Regions from separate parts of the Homo sapiens genome. Here region 1 is linked to region 2. A link is a loop called in an ENCODE intact Hi-C map of the cell type or tissue named here. Cell type or tissue: GM12878. All regions are shown on one strand.

Region 1 (8,000 bases), 230 kb after region 2:
CTTCGCCTATAGCTGCATCACCCCATTTCTACCCCCATCTTTACATGGCTGTCTTCACTCTGTGTGCCTCTCTGTCTTCAAATGGCCTTTCTTCTTCTTCTTCTTCTTTGTTTTTTAAATTTGAGATGGAGTCTCTGTTGCCCAGGCTGGAGTGCAGTGGTGTGATCTCAGCTCACTGCAACCTCTGCCTCCTGGGTTCAAGCTATTCTCCTGCCTCAGCCTCCCAAGTAGCTGGGATTACAGGTACGTGCCACCACACCTAGTTTTGTTTTTGTTTTTTGTTTTTGTTTTTGTTTTTTTTTCAGTAGAGACAGGGTTTCACCATGTTGGCCAAGCTGGTCTCGAACTCCTGACCCCAGGTCTCAGAGGTCTCAGCCTCCCAAAGTGCTGGGATTACAGGTGTGAGCCACTGCACCCGACCATGGCCTTTCTTCTAAGGACACCAGTCATTGATTTTGGGGCCCACACTAATCCAACTAGACCTCATCTTAACTCACGACATCTGCAAAGACACTATTTCCCAATAAGGTCCCATTCTGAGGTTCTGGGCAGACATACATTTTGGAGGAATGCTGTTCAACTCAGGACACTGCTTCAATGCACAAAGGTGCCGGGGCTGCAAGTTCAGATCCTGTTTAGAGCCAGGTACTCAGAAACCTGGAGTGTTGTGCCGGGGAGTTGGGGTTTGCTCTCTACCTAGTGAGGAGGCATCAAGTGTCCTGGACAGGATAGTATCATGGTCCTAGTTTCATGGAGGACTGCTGGTCATAGTGTGTAACCTAACTTGGAACAGGGAGGGATAAAGAAGCAGGAAAACCGGCCGGGCACGGTGGCTCACACCTGTAATCCCAGCACTTTGGGAGGCCGAGGCGCATGGATCACCTGAGGTCAGGAGTTCGAGACCAGCCTGGCCAACGTGGCTAAACCCCGTTTCTACTAAAAATACAAAAATTAGCCGGGTATGGCGGTAGCGCCTATAGTCCCAGCTACTTGGGAGGCTGAGATAGGAGAATCGCTTGAACCTGGGAGGCAGAGGTTGCAGTGAGCTGAGATCGCACCATTGCACTCCAGCCTGGGCAACAAGAGTAAAACTCCATCTCAAAAAAAAAAAAAAAAAAAAAAAAAAAGCAGGAAAACCAGTTACACTATTCAATGTCAGGTGAAAGGTAATACAGTGCCCAGTCAGGATAGCAGGTGTAGGAATGCGTAGAAAGGGACAGGCGGGAGACACACCACAGATCCAGAGTTAACCAGACTCGGCCATTTTTAACATAATTGTATGGTGGGGTGGGAGGAAGAGAGTGAAGAAACGGAAGAATTTAGATGCATTGTGCAATATGGGGGTCCATAAACATCATCGAATGGTTACCAGATGAGAGATGATATGACCTGAAGGGCTGGTATGTAAAGAGAAGGGCAAGGCTTGAGGATCACAGGGTTGGGCCCCCATAGACATTGTAAGAGGGGTCAGGGAGTTCAAAAGGCGTTCCCTCCATTTTGATTATTTACATGAAAATTATTCTGTGCTTTCATATGAGGAGTCTAGAGCATAGTCCTTACCTGCTTTTATTTTCTTTAGGAAAAAAATTTTTGATACTCTTTGCTTACATCAGGCTTCTTGTTTGAATAGTATATTTTTTTATTTGAATAGATACTGCCAGATTACTTTTCTAAAAGGCTATAACAATTTACTTTTCCACTGGTACCACATGAGTTTCCTTTCTTCCTTTTCCCTACCATTAGTAGGTATTTGCACTCTTTAATTTTTACTATTTGAAAATGTGACTTGGAGACAAAGTCTTGCTCTGTTGTCCAGGTTGGAGTGCAGTGGCGCAATCTCGGCTCACTGCAACCTCTACCTCCCGGGTTCAAGCAATCCTCCTGCCTCAGCCTCCTGAGTAGCTGGGATTACAGGTGCCTGCCACCACGCCTAGCTAATTTTTTGTATTTTTAGTAGAGAGGGGGTTTCACCAAGTTGGCCAGGCTGGTCTCAAACTCCTGACCTCAAGTGATCCACTCGCCTCAGCCTCCCGAAGTGCTGGGATTACAGGCGTGAGCCACTGCGCCCAGCCAAAATGAGAATTTTTATATATAAATCTTTGTCCATCCAATGATGCTTACAATGATGTTTATAATTAGAAAGATGACATAGGTGAAGTTTTCTCAGATTCTTTACTTTGTTGTTTGTCTTCCTGTGTGACTTTCTCCCACTTCTTTGCTAATATTTTAGGTGGATAGGGAGAGATATGAGAAAGGGAAAGGGTTAAATCAAATAAATGTTTTATTATCTTTGAATTATATTTATATATGCCTTTCCTGTCCTTCATTACAAAGTGATCTAGAACTGCTGTTAAGTCATTATTAGTTCTCTAATTTTACCTTATGCATAAAAAAATTTTTCATTTTATTGAGGGAAGAACAAATGCAAAAGAATCCTAACATTATCTGTAACCTACAAAAGCAGCTTCTTGACTCTTCTTGACTCTTTCTTTTCTTTCTTTCTTTTTTTTTTTTTTTGAGATGGAGTTTTGCTCTTGTTGCCTAGGCTGGAGTGCAGTGGTGTGATCTTGGCCCACTGCAACTTCCGCCTCCCGGGTTCTAGTGATCCTCCTGCCTCAGCCTCCTGAGTAGCTGGGATTACAGGTATGTGCCACTATGCCCGGCTAATTTTGTATTTTTTGTAGAGATGGGGTTTCTCCATGTTGGTCAGGCTGGTCTTGAACTCCCAACCTCAGGTAGTCCACCTGCCTTGGCCTCTGAAGGGTTGGGATTACAGGCATGAGCCACCACGCCTAGCCTGACTCTTTTCCTTAGACATAGAAATTCTGAAAAGCATCAACCTTTTTTTACCACAGTGAAAAAAAAAGATGAGATTTATATCTCAATACCATGAATGGTTTATATAATAATATATGAGTGGATAAATAAACATCCTTTTCTACAGTCTTCTCCTTTAAACTTTGGCTATTAGAGTCAGAATGCTTCAATTGCAGAATTCTCACTTGAGCAAAGTTTTTGTATAACATTATTCATATTCTTGGCCTTGGATAGCAATTAAGTCTCTCAAGTCTAAAATTGCTTTGTTTGCTTTTTAAAGAAATCTGCCCACCTTACAGACCTACAAGTTAACTAACCAGCCTGTTTTTCCCCCAAGAGGACTTCGCTCTGTTGGTTTCTTGCCAGCTCTTACTTTCAAATTGAAATAGTTCAGTTTCACTGTTTCTAGAACATAGAATTCATTACCCATGGATTTTTGCCAACAATGTCCCTCTCATGTTTTTTAAAACTAAGATGAATGTTACAGAGTGACCTAGTGGACTGGATCCACGACTAGAAATCAGGCAGTGATATATTAGATGTGTGCGTGGATGCTCCATTCTGGGTAGTGAGGTGGCTAGGGGGATGGGATTCTGGGAGGGTGAGGAGGGCATTCAGGGTGAAGCCTTCAGGACTAGAGTGGAGAAATATGTGTGAGAGATTAGGTAAGATTTGACATATGTGAGGCAAGACTTAGATTCTTCCCTTGCCCTCAGGTCCCTGGCGGGTCGCTACCACAGATAGGGCACAGTCATTTATTCCTTTTGGTCATTTGGGTAGAAAACAGATAGCCAGGTGACAGAGAATATTTATAAAGGGCTCTAAGAAGAACCATTCCTCTGTTGTTTCCATTTTCTCTTGCTACGTCTGCAGCTCTGCTTATCCCTCTGTTTCTACTAGTCCTGAAAGGGCATGCCTTCCTGCAACAGAACAGAAATCTCAGGAATGTATACATCAGCATAACCTATGGCCAACATGAATTTTTCATTCATGTGGCTCTGTTGAATGAAATAACGAAATTCCTTTATCTTTTAGGTTACTTTCTAAGTATTTTTAGGTTACTTTCTAGGAATATGTTAGTGTTTAAATATTTTTCTCTTCTGATTTACTATATATATATATTTAATTAAACTTTTAATTGTGAGATAATTGTAGATTCATATGCAGTTATAAGAAATAATGCAGGCCGGGGGTGGTGGCTCACGCCTGTAACCCCAGCACTTTGGGAGGCCGAGGTGGGTGGATCACTTTAGGTCAGGAGTTCGAGACGAGCCTGGACAATATGGTGAAACCCTGTCTCTACTAAAAATACAAAAATTAGTCAGGCATGGTGGTGCACACCTGTAGTCCCAGCTACTCGGGAGGCTGAGGTGGGAGAATCACTTCAGCCCGGGAGGTAGAGGTTGCAGTGAGCCGAGATTGCGCCATTGCACTCCAGCTTGGGCAACTGAGTGAGATTCTGTCTCAAAAAAAAAAAAAAAAAAAAAAAAAGAAAGAAAGAAAAGAAAAGAAAAGAAAGAAGGAATGCAGCTGAAGCCAGAAGCTACCTATTGGGTAAGGAGTGCTCTCAGCACTTAAGAGGTTTTTTTAAAAAAAAATAATAAAATAATGCAGAGAAATCTCATGTACCATTTACCCTGTTTCCCCCAATAGTAACATCTTCCAAAACTATAGCACAATGTGACAACAAGGATATTGACATTGACAGAATAAAGATTTATAAAAATTTCATCATCACAAGAATCCCTCCTGTTGCTCTTTTACAGATGTGTACACTTCTCTCCTTCCCGAGCCCCTCGTTATCCCTGGCAACCGCTAGTCTATTCTCTATTTCTATAATGTTGCCATTTCAAGAATGTTAATTAAATGGGACCATAGAGTGTGAAACCTTTTGGTATTGGCTTTTTTTAACTCAGCATAATTCCTGGAGATTCATGTATATATCAATATTTAATTGTTTTTTAGTTCTGAGTAATATTTTGTGGTATGTACTACAGTTCGTTTATTCACTCATTGAAGGATAAGTGGGTCATTTCCAGTTTTTTGGCTATTATCATTAAAGCTGCTATGAATATTTGTTTTGTGTGTGTGTGTAAGATGGAGTCTCGCTCTGTTGCACAGGCTAGAGTGCTGTAGCATGATCATGGTTCACTGCAATCTTCGCCTCCCGGGTTCAAGTGATTCTTGTGCCTCAGCCCCCCGAGTAGCTGGAATTACCGGTGCCCACCACCATGCCTGGGTAATTTTGGTATTTTTAGTAGAGACGGGGTTTTGCCATGTTGGCCAGGTTGTTCTCCAACTCCTGACCTCAGGTGATCCGCCTGCCTTGGCCTCCCAAATTGCTGAAATTACAGGCCTGAGCCACTGCGCCTGGCCTGCTATGAATATTTGAGCACAGGCTTTTATATGAACATAGATTTTGTGTCTCTGGAATATATGTCAAAGAGTACAACTGATGGGTCATGTGGGAGTTGCATGTTTAGTTTTATATGAAAGTGCCAAACTGTTTTCAAGAATGGTTGGACCATTTTAAGTTTCCATCAGCAATTATGAGTTATCTAGTTTCTCTACATCCTTGTCTGCATTTAATGTTGTCACTATTTTTATTTTAGCCATTCTGATAGTAACTGTAGTGATTTCTCATCGAAGTTGAAATCTACATTATTTTCCTGATGGCTAATGATGTCGGAGACCTTTTCATGTGCTTATTTGCCATCTGCATGTCTTCTATGAAAATATCTGTTCACGTTTTTTAAATCAATTTTCTAACTGAATTATTCGATTTTTTTTTAATTTTTTTTTTTATTTTTTAAGACAGAGTCTTGCTCTGTTGCATAGGCTGGAGTGCTGTGGCGTGATCTCTGCTCAGTACAACCTCCACCTCCGGGGTTCAAGTGATTCTGCTGGCTCAGTCTCCTGAGTAGCTGGGACTACAGGCACGTGCCACCACACCCAGCTAATCTGTTGGATTTTTAGTAGAGATGGGGTTTCACTGTGTTAGCCAATGGTCTCAATCTCCTGACCTCGTGATCTGCCCGCCTCGGCCTCCCAAAGTGCTGGGATTACAGGCGTGAGCCACCGTGCCTGGCCTATTTGATTTTTTAATTTTTGAGTTTTGACTGTTCTTTATATATTCCAGATAGTAGTTTTTTGTTGGATTTGTGGTTTGTGAATATTTTCTGTAGCTTGTCTTTTCATCTTCTTAATAGGATCTTTTGGAGAGCAAAGTTTTAATTTTGAGAGATCCAATATATCAATATTTCCTTTTATGGGTTGTGCTATCGCAATCAAGTAAAAGAACTCTTTGCCTAGCTCTAGATCTTAACATTTTTCCCTTATTTTTTTCTAAGAGTTTTATAGCTTACGTTTTACACTTAAGTCCATGGTCACATATTTTTAAGTAGGTGTTTAGATCCTGCTTGACATGTCTCATGTCTGAAATAAGCCTTAGCATGTGGAATTCTTTCTGTCCTCATTTTTTCCCTCAAGCATCTACTGAGTGCCAACTATGGCTCAAGTCACTGATACCAAATCATGTGTACAATTCCTCATTAGATAAATATTTCAGACTTTGCAATGAGTCAATTGAGTGATGTACTTCAGGGCGTGGCCTTTGGAACCCAACTAGCTTGGTCAAACCTGGTGCCACCTCTCAGCAGCTTTGTGATCTTTAGCAAGTTACTTAATACCTCTGAAACTCAATGTTTCACATCATTCACATCTCGATGAAAATAATAATACCTACATCACAGGATTGTTGTGAGAAGTAAATGAAACATTATGTGTAAAATGCTTAGCACACTGCCTAGCACATACATAGAAAACATTCAATAATTTTTAGTCCTCCTCCTTCCCATCCCCCCATGCAAAGATTTTTCTGGATACCTTCCCCAACTCATCATCTGCTTCCCCAGAGTCTCCAATTCTTTCTCTCTACTTCTGGTCTTAATTATTCTACTTCTTTTATTAAACAACATTCTCAACAGACTTTGGCATTTGATAGGATTTCCTATCTCCAATTTGTTTGTGGTATTCTTATATGTGTCAAACTATCTTTGTTTCCTGTATGTGTTATGTATCTCACCAACGACATATCTCCTCAAGGGCATGCCATGGCCCTAGTCTTCCATAGAGTCCAGCTCTATGTTGGGCAAGTGGCCCCTAATACACTGACAGTGGAGAATCTAAATTAAAACATTTTGTAGAAATGTTTTTGTAGAAAGCAATTTTTCAACTTCTGTGGAAAGCAATTCAGCAAAATGAATCCAAAACATTGAATACTTTGACCTAGTAATTTACCTTTTTCAGAATCCATCCTAAGAATGGTCAGATACTTGAATAAAAAAATTTATATATGGCTGGGTGCGGTGGCTCACGCCTGTAATCTCAGCACTTTGGGAGGCCGAGGCAGTCGGATCACCTGAGGTCAGTAGTTTGAGACCAGCCTGACCAATATGGTGAAACCCTGTCTCTACTAAAAATACAAAAAAAAATTAGCCGGGTGTGCTGGTGGGCGCCTGTAGTTCCAGCTACTCCGCAGGCTGAGGCAGGAGAATGGCGTGAACCCGGGAAGTGGGGCTTGCAGTGAGCCGAGATTGTGCCACTGCACTCCAGCCTGGGCAAAAGAGCGAGACTCCATCTCAAAAAAAAAATAAAAAATAAAAATAAATAAATAAATAAAAATTTAGAAAAATGTAAATGCATACTAATTTTAAAAATCAGGAATCAGAGTCCCAGCACGGTGGCTCACGCCTGTAATCCCAGCACTTTGGGAGGCCAAGGTGGGCGGATCACCTGAGGTTAGGAGTTTGAAACCAGCCTGACCAACATGGAGAAACCCCGACTCTACTAAAAATATGAAAATTAGCCAGATGTGGTTGTGCATGCCTGTAGTCCCAGCTACTTGGGCGGCTGAGGCAGGAGGAACGCTTGAACCCGAGAGGTGGAGGTTGCAGAGAGCCGAGATCACACCATTGCACTCTAGCCTGGGTGACAGAGCAAGGCTCTGTCTCAAAAAATAAAAATAAAAAAAATAAAAAAATAAAAAAAATCAGGAATCAGGGTAAATTCCATTTATAGATGGAATATTATACCATCAGTACAATTCTGTAGCTATAAATGCTGGGTAAGGTGTCAGAGCCCCGACATTGGGAAGTGGCGGACTAGCAGGTTGGTAAAAAGAA
Region 2 (8,000 bases):
AAGATGACCAACTCTTTATTGCATGCTTGCCTGTCCCTATGAATGTGTCTCTTGAGATAAAGTATCAGACTTCTCTATACCTACATAGTTTCTTCAAATAATCTTATTTTTAAATTTCTAATCTTATATAGTCTAGACAGAATGATAACGGTTGGACTGCTATTGCCATGTGTTTTTAAGTCTTTTAGATTTTGTGTGAGTACTTAGTACTTATTGTCCCCAGCTTTGGGGCTCTAAGTCAAAATTCTAAGACAGTAGGGAACATCCCATCTTGTTCTGTGCATGTTTGAGACCTTGTGTTTTTAGATCATAGTTCTTAGCCTCACTGAGGAATCTAAACATCCCTTAAGCCAGTCAATCCCAGCCCTACTGAGGACCTGAATTCTACCATTATAGAGTTGTCTGGTGAGAACTGTAGTTGGGTAAAACTGGTTATATGTTTGACTTGAGATTTCTGGTGCCCTCTTTACAGGATCTAAGGATTTAGAATATACCACTGTGGCATGTTTGGGATCTTCATTAAAATTTTGGAAAAGGAAAATCAGAGCAATACATCTTACAGTGTCTTCACCTTGGGCTTGGACTTCCTCCCAGGCAAGCTGTGTGTCACATGGACTTAGTAGTAAACTATTAAAGAAGGTGGCGTGAATGAGACAAGCTCCCGGAAAGTCAGGATAATGGCCACCATAGCCATTAAGGGCAAAGCCGCTGATGTCTAGTGGTTTCACAAAATTCCCCATCCAGAGGTTTCCCAAAAGTGTTAGGGAAGTCTTGGGGAGGCTTCAGCAGCTCAAAGTACATTGAGCTGTATTGTAACTACCTGATTACCACTCAAGCATTATTAAACTCTAGAAATGTTTGAGTTCTGGTAAGATTTCTAAACACAGATATCTAAGGGGTAACAGTTTGGAGTGTCTGTCATCTTATTCTAATTTTCTGAGTGCTCACCACTACTCCACAGCCATATTTTTGTGCGATGCAGTTCTCTGTGTTTGTTTGTTTGTTTGTTTGTTTGTTTTTTGTGACAGAGTCTTGCTCTGTTGCCCAGGCTAGAGTGTAGTGGCATGATCTCAGCTCACTGCAACCTCCACCTCCAGGGTTCAAGCGATTGTCCTGCCTCAGCCTCCCAAGTAGCTGGGATTACAATCGCCTGCCACTGTGCCCAGCTAATTTTTGTATTTTTAGTAGCGATGGGGTTTCACCATGTTAGCCAGGATGGTCTCAAACTCCTGACCTCATGATCCGCCTGCCTCGGCCTCCCAAAGTACTGGGATTACAGGCGTGAGCCACCATGCCTGGCTGTGCGATGCAGTTCTCTAGCCATAATTGATTAGCTTGGAGTGGACAACTTGACTTCTAGGCTCGATCTTTATTTCAAGAATTTGGAATTGGCACTGAGAATAATTTGCCCTTGTGGTTGAAACTTGATACAAACTCGGAACTTTGCATGGAGGAAAAAAAAAAGAGAGAGAAGAAAAGACAGATGGTTTCTTGTCCCCTGAGGGTTTTCCAGTCTCCAGAGCACTACATAGCTCTTGGCATCCTTCTAATGAATTTCTCTTTTAGGTAAATATAGCTCGAGTTGATGTCTCTTATTTAAAACCAAGATAGCTTTGACTAAGACAAAGAACCCTCCAGTTTTTTTTTTTTTTTTTTTTGAGACAGAGTCTCACTCTCGCCAGGCTGGAGTGCAGTGACACGATCTTGGCTCACTGCAACCTCTGCTTCCTGGGTTCAAGTGATACTCCTGCCTCAGCCTCCCGAGTAGCTGGGACTACAGGCGCGTGCCAACACACCCAGCTAATTTTTGTATTTTTAGTAGAGACGGGGTTTCACCATTTTGGCCAGGATAATCTTGATCTCTTAACCTTGTGATCCGCCCACCTTAGCCTCCGAAAGTGCTAGGATTATAGGCGTAAGCCACCACGCCCGGCTCAGTTTTTTTGTTTTTTTTTTTTTAATTATGATTTCCATGCTTACACTTTTGTTTATGTCGTGAGAGGAGGGGGAACAGGGATAATGGAGAGGGGGTTGCTGCTTTGGTCAGACTTCGGAGTTTCAGACAGCAGGCTCCACTAGAGTCAGTCTAAACAGAAAAGCGTATGTTAAAGAGTATTAGATAGTTCACAGAATCTCTGAACAGAAACATTCTTAGAAGCTCCATGACCAAGAACAGAGCAGCCAAGTACAACACACCCAGAAGACTGCCCGACTAAACCATGGGATTGTTCTTAGCGGCCCGTGTGATAGGGACTGGATGGCAGACATATTTCCACAGCTACCCCAGGGAAACCCAAATGCTTCTTTCACTACTGTTATTGGAAAAGCCTGTCTCACTGAGAATTCAGCCATTTCCTCAAATTACTCACTTCCACCTCCAAGGGTCTCATTGGGGTGGGCTGGGAGTGGGTGTAGAGCTTAGGTCACATGCAGATTCCTAACCACAAGAAAGTATGGAAAATACAATTCTTTTACCTTCCAGCCTGTAGTAGATAGAAAGGCAAACTAGGAGAGCGTTGGAATGAGTGTTGAGTGAACAAATATACAATATCTTCCTCAATGTCCATCACTGTGCTGTGGAGAAAGAAATGTGAATTCTTCAAATGTCTTTCAAACTATCAGAAAAATATGCATCATCATAGCTTTGCAGGGAGAATGGGGAGGGAAGGCACAGAGTGTGGGCTTAGGAAGCACTTATAGATTTGCCATGGGAATGAAGTAGTTTTGAAATATATTAATATATGTTTCTTTTTTGAACTTCCTTTTGTGTGACCGTCCTCATCCAGTTAGAGGTGTTTATTGTGTCAGGAATGATCAATATTGTTGAAATATAAAGGAAAACAAAGTGTCAGCTTTAGTTTTTGTCTTCCCAAGTAGCATTTAATCCAAAGAAAGATAATAATATTGTCTCAGCTAGCCTTTGCTGAGAGAGAAAAGGAGTTCTTTTTTATTCTCAGACCTCTCTTTCACATACAAAACCCAACTTGGATTAGAGTTTTACTATGAGCACAGCATAGAGAGGACAGAAGATACAAGAAAGGAAGAATCAGTAGAAAGGCTTCCTCTGTGAGAGAAAGCAGAGAGATTGGAGGGAATTCGCTCAGGGTGGGGATGCTGTTAGGTCCCTGGAAAGGCACCTCCAACTCTCCAGACTTAAATCAAAGGGCGAAGAAGAGGAGGGTGATAGAAACCACAGATACTGCGGGTGCGAGAGAGTCTGAGAATGTCCAGTCTGATGGATGTTCAGATAGATTGGCCTGAGATGCTGTCTGGTAATAAAGATTTTCTGTTTGACCAAACTTTGGTCAGGCTCTTCTGAGTCCTTTTCTTGACTAGACCTTGACCTTGGTCTCATCCTGACTTTGGGCTGCATAGCCCAGTCTTAACGAAGGATCTTGCTGAATCATTCCCCACCCTAGATATCTGATCAAGTTCCTCATCCCTCACTTTGATGTGTAAGTCCTTAGCCTGCCTTTAGCAAGAATTCTGTAAGGCCAGTTTAGCAAGAGTCCCCCCTACTCTTAATATCTCTTCTTAGTAATTTTTCATCCACCGACTCCTTCACTCTGCTCATTGACTATAAATCCTAAGCTATCTCTACTGTATTCAGAGTTGAACCCAATGTCTTTCTCCTATTGCAACAGATATCATCTCTACTACAGCAGTCTTGAATAAAGTCTTCCTTACCATTTTTACAAGTGTCTGGATAATTTTTCTTTAATACTGGTCCCCAGCGTCTCCAAATGGTATGTAGGAGAACCCAGGGTTCCACATGAACCTGGAAGGGGTTCACAGAAGTTTTGATAAAACAGTGACTGTGCAGAGGCCTAGGGACAAGACAAGGTAATCACAAAGGGTAGAGGCTTCACATCTTGAGGCAATGGCAGGGACCCCAGAGTCCAGCAGTGGGCCAGGCACGACTAGCCACACCTTGGCGGATACCAGCAGAGGGCATCAGAGACCAGACCAGCCTGAAGAAGACCTGCTCTCTGGAGAACTAATGTGCCCACTCTCAACCTCCCTCACTCCTGAGAGGCCGTCTTGGAAAGGAAGAGGGAAAAAAGGGCCCCCTTGAGAAATTTGAAAAAATCAGCACTGAGAAGGAATTTAACTTTGAATTGATTGAATATTTACCCCCAAAAGAATGAGTTAAACTGAAAGAGACTTTCCTAAAAGCAGAAGAGACTGAGGTTTAAGTTTTTTTTTTTAATTGTCTCTGCTACTGACTGGGAATGGGGCCCCATAGCAAGTTGGGATAGATAATGGAAAATAAGAAAGAGCTACATATTTTTTCTTTTTTTTGCACATCTGAGTTGTAATGTTTACATTTCAACCTCCCTGAGTGTAGACTGAGAAAACTGTACAACCCTTTGGAGCACGTCTGATGGTGGTTTGGAAAAGGCTTGGTAGCCTAATGAGAGTCCAGAGAGGATGATATGAGTTGGAAAGGATAAAGGTAGTCCTTTTCTTTTCCTGGGAGCCGAGGTTGGCTTTGCAAGGACTCCTGGGTTTCTGGTGGGCCTAGAGAGAAGACCAAAAGCCTGCTCGGCCAGCTAAAGGTACTGAGTGCCAAAGCTGGGGCAGTGGATGGCTGGGGTGAGGGTCCACAGGACGCTCAATGCCAGCAGAAGGGGACCTGTGGGGGTATGTCCAATACCTGTGGAAGAGGGGCCCCGATGGACACTCGTGACCACCGTCTCGTGGCATGAGGCAGCCAGAGGCAGGATGCTGCCAAGGCCAGAGACCAGCCAGGGAAAGAGACCAACTGAGAACAGACTACAGAGCTTCCCAGCAGTAGATGTCCACCCACTGCTCAGGGACCAGTACAGCCACCAGAAGCCCCTCTCCCATAAGTGTGAGGACCTGACTGAGCATTTACTCAAAAGAAATTGATTTCATTTGAAAGTGTAAACCTGAGATGGGCAGATCATGTTAATTGGCAAGTTTAATTCTATTTCCCACAGTTTAGTATAGTGACAAAGAGCATAAAGTCTTGAGTCAGATGACCTGCTCTTGAATTGGCACTGTTTGCTAGCTATGTGGTCTTGGGCAAATAACTTAAATCTCTGTCACTCGCTGCTCATCTTCTAAATGGGGATCCTGATAGTACTTCCTCCTAGGAAGTGTAAGGATTAAATGGTTAATATATCTCAAGCACTGAAAAGAGTGCCAGGACACACAGCAATCACTGTATAAAGGTTCGCTATAACAATTGCCCTACAGGATGTGGATTCACAAGGAAGCTGGAATCTGTTATAGAAACATTAAAAAAAAAAAAAGCTCCACATGTTTGCTCCATCTCATCCGTGGTGTGTAAATTTTGGACCCCATCATAGACAGATCCTTGGCTCCAATAGCATCACACCTAAGGCAGCGGCCCCAGGGGGTAGTATGTCAAAAGTCCTGCTTCATTCAGGAGGCTAAACTCAGAAACCTCAGCTTCTGAAGTCTGTCAATATGCACCCACACACCCCTCTTTAGAGTGATTTCTTTTAGCATTCAGGATGGTTTTCAACCCAGAGACAACAGGCTGCCCCCCTGCCTTGGTCTGACTGCCCGTTTTAGTTGCTATTCTTTTATCTCTCACAACTGGGTGAAGTTGCTCCCTGAATTTTTATAGCACTTCAGGAAGAGGCAGGCTATTGTTACAAGAAGAACGTTTAAGTATATTGTTCACTTTTTTTGAACAGAGATTGTCGATGTTATTTTTAAATTCTAAACCTTTGGGGGCAGTAAGAGTTTTAGGGGAACAAACTCTTTAATGCATAATGAGACTGGATCTGCGCTATTATAAAATGGGAGAGCCCTGGTGTCAATTGCCTGTGGTAGAGTGTGGCATTAACCAAACTAAGGTCAGGCTTCTATTTTAGCATGGGCTGAGGCTAACTGTACCCCCTGCTCCCTGGAGTCAGGCTCTCAGATGGCTGCCTATGGATTTGTTCAGGCATTTACTCATTGAGGAGGTAGTGGGGACAGGAGGAGAACTCACTATGCAACTACCATTTGCTGAGTGCTTGTCACATGCCAACATTGTACCGGGCACTCTGTATTAAATACTGCATTGGTTTCCTAGGACTGCTAGAACAAATCACCACAAACATAGTGGCTTAAAACAATATAAATTTATTATCTGATAGTTCTAGAATCTAGAAGTCTGAAAATAAGTTGTCAGCAGGGCCATGCTCCCTCCCAAGGCTCTAGAAGAAAAAGAAATCCCTTCTTTCCTCTTCCAGCTTCTGGTGGGTCCAGGTGTTCCTTGGCTTGTGGCTGCATTGCTCCAGTCTCTGCCTCTGTGACCACATTCCCGTCTCTTCTTCTTTGTGTCTTCTTCTGTCTTAGACACTCATTATTGGCTTTAGGCCCTATCTAGAAAATCCAGGATGATCTCATCTCAGGATGCTTAACTTAATTATATCTGCAAAACCCCCTTTTCCCAAATAATGTCACATTCACAGATTCTGAGTTTGGAACATAGATATATCTTTTGGAGGGTTCACCATTCAACCTACTGCCGATACCTCTGAAATTCTCACAAAGTCTGAAATCATCCATCATTATCTCAAAATTGAACTTCAAAAAGTTTTCTTCAGTTATTCAGGATTACACGTTTCGTAAGTGACAGAGCTGATTTAAATGCGGGATTGTCTGGTTTCAAAGATGTTGTTCTTTCTACTGTATGATACTAAAAACGACAACAATAATCAATGATCTTAGCTGGCATGTCCTGGATGCCTATGGATCAGGCACTATGCTGGTATTAAAAGTATTATTTCTAAAGTTTCTAATAATCCTACAGTAACGTCTTCTTATTCACAATTTATAGATGAGGAAACAGAGAGGCTCAGATGAGTTAAAAAGGCTCAAGGTCATACATATAATAAGCAGGAATTTGAAATCAAAGGGAAACCAAGTCAGATGACTTTAGAAAAATCTTCAAAGCACTGAGGAAACTGACAGATAGTAGGTTAGCAGCATTACTTTGGGCAGATGAAGAATTGGAAATGTCTCTTCGAAGGGCATTAAAAATTCCTGAAACATTTGGGATCAATTTAACCCTACCTGGTGCAGTGTGTTATGGGGCGATTTCCACACTGTAAGGGAAGCAGAGATTTGGGGCATTTGCATTTTTTTCTTTTTCCAGCCCTCAAGCCATTCTCTGTTGTCAGATCCAGTCCATGCCTTGACTTTGCCCATTTATAGAGGACTGTTTTGATGCTACAGAAAGCACGATCACTCTACTTTGAAAAGCATTTAAGCATTTTCAGAGCTCAGTCTCATTTCATTTTGCTCTTAGAACAGTCCCTGAGGTTGGTAGGGTGAGTATCATTATCCTCATTTACAGTCCAGGAGCCTGAGTTTCGAAGTGAGTTGTTACTATTTGCTTCACACAGAGGCAGAAGCAACTTGAAGCCTGACTATTTGAATGCAATTCTAATTCTTTTTCCAGAGCACCAAGCCTGTTTTAGATTAAGAAAAAAATTCCAAGAAAAAAAGGAAAAAATTGGCTACCATTAGCTTTAGGTAGGTAACACACACACATATTCTCTCTCTCTGTCTCTCTCTCTCTCCTGCTCTTTCTTTCTGTCTCTCTCTCTCTCTCTCTCACACACACACACACACACACACACACACACACACACAAAGTGATAAAAAGGTCTCCTTTCTCTTTTCAGTCTTGAGAATAAATGACTGCATTTCCCCACTGGTACTCAGAAGTGATTTGCAATTGAGAATTCTTTTTTAAGGGCAGAGGGCTCTTTTGTATGACCTTATTTTCCTTGTAGTTCCAAACAAGTGGGCTAAGCATGCTCTATTATGTCCAGACTGGTGTTTATAGTCTCATCTTCAGATGATAGATGTTACTTTATAATGCTAAACCTGATATTACACAATTCTCAACCCCTCTTCCAAAGACTGGGCTGCGTATGCCAAAACTTTATGATGACAAATCATAGAATTGGAAGGAAAGAAATGTGATACTCAAACTCTACTAACTCAGA

The links. Peaks named below come from ENCODE experiments on the same cell type or tissue, not always from the same donor. Only the 100,000 strongest peaks of a DNase experiment are listed, where the experiment ranks them.
Region 1: it touches region 2 in a loop (2.9-fold over the local background); 56 of 110 quality-filtered maps call a loop at or near these places.

Annotation. Positions count from the first base shown.
Region 1 is chr4:128,790,754-128,798,753 of GRCh38, forward strand. No RefSeq gene overlaps it. Among named protein-coding and RNA genes, the nearest start is that of JADE1, 15 kb to the right of the region's middle. In GM12878, no CTCF peak of the experiment used is centred here; a DNase peak (open chromatin) is centred at 3,255.
Region 2 is chr4:128,561,831-128,569,830 of GRCh38, forward strand. LINC03140 (long intergenic non-protein coding RNA 3140) reads right to left here. Exons shown (of 2, transcript XR_007058268.1): 2 at 6,103-7,457. Among named protein-coding and RNA genes, the nearest start is that of LINC03140, 4.7 kb to the right of the region's middle. RefSeq lists enhancers at 4,133-4,633, 4,634-5,134. In GM12878, a CTCF peak has its summit at 3,951 (motif pointing right); no DNase peak of the experiment used is centred here; H3K27me3 peaks cover 137 bases.